Linked DNA regions of Homo sapiens: region 2 is linked to region 1. Evidence: chromatin contacts called from ENCODE Hi-C data. All regions are on one chromosome and are shown on one strand. The core of a region is the stretch at or near the end of the contact, and the rest is flanking DNA. Distances in the headings are between cores, read along the strand shown.

The links. A loop is a pair of places that touch in the nucleus more often than their neighbours do. Pooled maps may share reads with other maps.
Region 2: a map of Right ventricle myocardium inferior shows a loop between it and region 1 (2.7-fold over the local background). The contact joins two enhancer-like sites. A Hi-C loop is called at or near these places in 2 of 168 maps with a recorded cell type or tissue (A673 and Right ventricle myocardium inferior), 1 of 37 single-sample maps with no recorded cell type and 10 of 50 pooled maps.

What each region holds. Positions count from the first base shown.
Region 1 is chr4:182,805,377-182,808,076 of GRCh38, reverse strand. No RefSeq gene overlaps it. Among named protein-coding and RNA genes, the nearest start is that of DCTD, 110 kb to the left of the region's middle. RefSeq lists an enhancer at 1-444 and silencers at 1,524-1,573, 1,594-1,683. Within about 2 kb of position 1,267, at least 5 of the 41 ENCODE cell types and tissues checked have a DNase peak (open chromatin) inside an H3K27ac peak, as active enhancers do.
Region 2 is chr4:182,555,461-182,558,160 of GRCh38, reverse strand. The region is part of intron 3 of TENM3 (teneurin transmembrane protein 3); the gene reads right to left. Among named protein-coding and RNA genes, the nearest start is that of TENM3, 310 kb to the right of the region's middle. Within about 2 kb of position 1,405, at least 2 of the 41 ENCODE cell types and tissues checked have a DNase peak (open chromatin) inside an H3K27ac peak, as active enhancers do.

The sequences.
Region 1 (2,700 bases), core at 18-2,517:
AGTGGGAGCCAGGGCGAGGGACTCAGGTCGGGAGCAGATGCATGGGGCCTCCCGATCTGGGACTGCCAGCCTGTGCTTACGACCCAAGAACTTGTGTTTAGGACCGGGTTCCCGAGCAGCCCCAGAGCCAGACAGAGTTGTCACAGCAGGCGAGGCGCTCGCTGCTGCCGGTGGAGAGCCCCTGCCTCTGGCTTCGGCAGAGGCCCAGGGCGGGAAGCAACCTGGCTGAAGGCCACAGGCGGTGGGGGCAGCATCCGCAAACCCGGGGCTCCAGACCTGGTGCAATATTTCTCCTAGTGCCACAGCCCACAGCCTCCTTGGTGATATATGTGTGTGTGTGTGTGTGTGTGTGTGTGTGTCTGTGTGTGTGTGTGTGTGTGACAGAGAGAGAGAGAGAGACAGATATCTCACTCCGGGCCTCCTGGTCATCCCGGCTCCCAGTGGGCAGGGGAGCGCTTTGCCCTCCTGGTGAGTGGGGAGGAACGAACTGGGCATGGGCACGCTGGGCTCCAGCTCAGGGAGCAGGGCCTCTCCCGTCATCCTGCCACTGCTGCCAGCGCCTGGCTGATCTATCTTGGTGTCCCGTTAGTGGCCCTTTGGGATTTCCCATGCAGCTGTGCCTGCTGCTTCCCAACCCGGCCTTTATCTAGGTGATATTTTGGCTTTCCTGAGCCATCTCCGGCCTTACTCATTTCAGCGAGAACCCGGGTAGGAAAAAGGGCCTATATATTGGCCTCCCAAAATGCCAGCGGGCTCACTCACGGCCGGTTTCTGAAGGCAGGACACCAGCAAACAGGCTGCTATATGAGATTAGCATCCATTGGCTTCTCTGGGCGACAACCCAGGGGCAAAAGGTTGAATCCCTCCCCACTTCTGCGCCGCGGTGGCTTTCGTGGCTGCCGCAGGCTTGGGTAGAGGAGGGAGACTGGATGTCACCGCTGCAGGGAGGCCAGGCCGAGGCGGCTGGGGAGCTGCGGGGAAGCGGGAGGGGGGGCGGCTTTCGCTCTTCCAGGCTGTCACTCCAGCACGTTCCGTGAGAGCCCAGCTCCCTCAGAAATAAAAATGCCACTCTGAATTTAAGTGATCCGTTCTTCCGGGACATTCTTTCCAGCGACAGGACTGTTAACATGAAAAGTAAAAGGGAAACAATATGATAGTTCAGAAATCACTGTTTTCAGGCGCTGCGGAACTCAGCCCGCGGACGATTCCCGGGAGGAAGGGCCTTATTTCGATCTGTGAGTGAGAGCAACGCGGCATGACAGTGTCTGCTCGACGTGCAGGGAAATCTTACCCGAGCCACTTTGGCAGGGCCCAGGCCTCGGTGCGGCGGTGCTGAAGCAGAAGTCTCCGCTTTAAGTGTGAAACTCGGAGGGCAGAGCAGAGGTGGGGAAGAGAGGGTCAGAGAGCCGGCCCCGCCGCGGTTGGGGTGGAGAGTGGCGAGCGGCGAGCGGCGGCGCCTTCTCTTCGGTTTCACCTCGGTTTCTGGCCCGGGAACTGCCCTTTTGGCGTGCAGGACTTTCCCTACCACAGCCGCGCGTCACTAGGGGGCGCCGGAGCCCTTCCTGAAATCGCCGCCATCCCCTGCAGGGCCCGCCCGGGGATGCAGGAGGGGGCGTCCCAGGACCCCTGCCCACGGGGCCGCCGGATGTTGGGACGGCTTTTCCATGTCCGCAGAAGCCGAGTCCCAGGAACCCCAGGGGAAGGCCAGAGGGAAGCCCCAGATGAGGGAGGACTCAGGGAAGGGTGTCGTCTTCCTCTCGCTACCTCCCGTTCTCTGCCTTGGGTCACCTCTGTGTTCTGCAGTGACCTGTCACCTGTCAATGCTCCAGACTGAAGTTAAACGCCAGGCTTGATTTTTTTTTTTTTTTTTTTTTTTTGAGCTTGGAAATCATGTCATAGCTGAATAAAGATATTTTACAATCTGCTTGTTCGTTACCTTTTGTCAATAAATTAAGAAACTGGGGATGACAGACTGGCTCTAGGTCCTTTTGAGATCCTGAGTCATCAACGTCGCCCTGGCCCACCGAGGGAGCCCTATGGCATTCCTTCCAAGCCTTAAAGGACAGAGAGGGTTAGATTCAACCTGACCCATTGCAACGAGAGAGAGCGAGAGAGAGAGAGAGAGAGAGCGAGCATCGTGGATGCAAAGATAGTTCTGGGGACGATTTTTGCAGAATTTTCTCTGGAACAGGCAGACTAGACTTTCCCTAGTGTTCGTGTGGGAGGAAGGTGTGGGATGGGGCAGTCTCCAGCCTACGGTCATTAACCACGGTGCAGAAGAACTCCAGGTTGAAGAGAGCCTGGTGAGCCTCCTCACCGACCTCCACTGAGCGCCCCATTTTCAGCCTTTCAGTCACGCCCGAGAATTTGTCATTTTAAGTCCTTGGGCATTTATGCTCCCCGCACTCTCCCCTGATAGAGTTCACTTGTGAACATTTTTAAAAATTCATTTTGACCCAGCGGACCGCTTGTAAATCCTGACAGTTGTGTGCAGCGAGCTATGCCATAGAGAAATGGCCGCTGTGGCTGGAATTCAGGAAATCTCTGCACACAGGTGGAAGAACGAGATTTCCCTGCATAATACAGGATGAATGCCTGTGGCCAGGGCTAAGCGTAGCTCACAATTCACCCTGTAAGCAGGGGGACTGTTACCAAGCCAGTCTCTTGCCCTAAAAGTGACAATTTATGCTTCTAATTTTA
Region 2 (2,700 bases), core at 156-2,655, 250 kb after region 1:
TTCTTTCCTCTTGTGCACTCCATCGAGGGCAAACCACTGCAAAGTAACCCAGAAACTCACGATTACCTCAGATGCCATTTAAACCCTTCCTTCATGCATTCAAGGGAAGGAAATCGGATCGTAGCCGTAGATGAAAGCAGAAGGTATCGGGCAAGTTCTCTCTCTTTCTAATACTCCAAAGAAACGGAATCAATCAGATCAAGCGGGAAGTAAACTAGGACTGCAACTGAGTAACGGGCAGGTTAGACATTTTGATAGTTCTATATATTTACTCAGAAGGAAATCACTGTAAACATGTATGAATGGTAGAGAGACATCTAGGTAAAAGTGTTTCTGAGGCACATAAAGGGTACCTGAGGGACAGAACCACACCAGAAGTGATTCTGAATCTCAGCTGGGCTGGTGACAGTGCAGCAGCTGGAGGCTGGGGGAGAGAGCACAGATGAGAATCTGTGGGATGCAGAAAGGGAGACTGTGTGGTCTGAACTTCAACTCCAAAATGTTGTACCCTGTGGCTTCTATTTAAGCATCACTGGCTAGAGACTATATGTAGATTCAATCAACAGAGCAAGGGCCAAATTCATCAATAAAAAAGACCATTAGCACATGGATTGATAGGATCTTGCTTAGGGTTCCGTAGAAATGAGGGCTCATCTGTTAGCTCAAATAAGGCCCCTGTCCTTTTTTAAAATGAAACAAGTATTTGAAAATGTTAAGAGCTGAGCCCTGGTTTATTTGAACAAAATGTGAAAAATAAGCACAATTGTAGAAATTCAAGTACATCACAGTTTACTTACAGACAATTACGATTCTAATGAAGCTCAGAGTACTTAGTTCACACACACGAGTGATCTGAGTTGGACAGGAACAATAAATAGGGTCCCAGTTAACAAATGCACTAACCATTAATATCCTTTTGAAAGCCGCAGTTTGCTCTGACCCTATGAACAGGATTGGTTTATAAACAGGTAATAATTAGATACAATGTTGAATAGAAAAAGTCATTTAATTTTGATTTTACATGAGATTTTATAATTTTGTTTTAAAGTTCTCCGAAAAAAGCTCCACAAAAAAACAAATACAGAACCTAGGACAATCTTGTAGAAGAAGAAAATGTCTGGTAACCATATTTAGCAACTGGTTTTCAGTACACATTAGATGTATGATTTTAAAAACTGGCTGCAGGAATGAATGAACTCTTGATTAGATGAATACTGCCTCTAGGGTAACCTAATGCACATCCCTCTTGCCTTCCCTTGCCTGTCTTCTAGGGAATCCACAATGTGTATGCACATTTTACCTAGTTCAGCCTGAGTCAGGCTATTGAGATGTTTTTGTATGCTTTTCTCTGCCTATTCTTTATATAGTAACATGGGGTTGATATGCCAGCACTTCAGTCTACGTAGGAGTGGGTCATCGTCATTTCAGTGTTTGCTTTATAATGCAACGTGGGTGCCCTCTTAAGATTTCCCAAATGAATTCAACAAAGTGCTGGCTACAGGGGAGTGGGAAGGGGAAGACACTTGTAAATTGGTCACTTTAAGCTTCACTATGTAAGTAAAACTTATAAGAGATAAGCTACCATTCTCTAAATATAAAGTTTTAAATAATTCTTTAGAAAAGAAAAATTTTATTTTTTAAATAGGACAATTCCTCTTTATGAATTCTCATGACCAAATGATTTCACTAATTACTTTGTTGTATTCAATTTTGGGATAGTTCGCATAGTTGAGTTTGTAATGCAATAAACTATGCCTGAATGGTCTGTTTACTCCACTGCAAGTTACAAGCAAAATGCTTTCTCCTGAAAGGACTTGTCTCTGAAATGCACAAAGTGGCAAAAAGCCAAGGGAAGCTAGCTGGTGCTTAAGCAACCAAGAATGAGCAGTGCCTGTGTGCATTGCAATCTCAGCCAACCGAAGTAAATGTTATTGGAGTTTTTGTGCTGTAAAATTGCTGCTTTCATGCCCACTGCATCTGACAACAGGAATCCTTGGTCTACTAGGAAGGTGGGAGGTTGTTGTGCCTTCTAGCCAGATTCCTACATTCCTAAGAAAAGGGCTGGGAAGTGGGGTAAAACTTCTATTGTTCCTAATGGGCTAGGGACAATGAGACTCAAGTTGGTGGCATATTTGGTCAGAGAAAGAGACTAAACAACAAAAAAAGTACTAATATTACTTCCTGCATTAAGCATTAGGACCTGGGAAGTTATTCTTTTAGAGAAACTCTTCAGTGTTTGTAGAATAAAAAAAGTAATTCCAGAGGCCTCAGGACCTGGGAAGTTATTCTTTTAGAGAAACTCTTAAGTGTTCGTAGAAAAAAAAAAAGTAATTCCAGAGAGTAGTGGATTAATGACTTAAGTTTTTAATTTTCAGGAAATTTAAAAAAGCATATTTTACAAATCATAAAATCAAGATCAATAAATACATTATTGCATTTTGAAGGGCAACAATTTAAAACCCATATAAATGCATTTAAGTTAATATGTGCACTTGGTTTTCTTGATGTACTGAGTCTTTCTTGACATGGTATTTATTTGTAAGGCTGTTTAGTTAATAGCACATTCATTCAGTGCTCACTTACTGAGCACCTACTTGAACCAGGCCAAAATTTCATCACCAATGCTGTAGTTTTAAATGTACTTTAGGTCCCAAATCAATGTTTAAGCCCCAAACCATACAAATAATCTTTTTGTTTAAA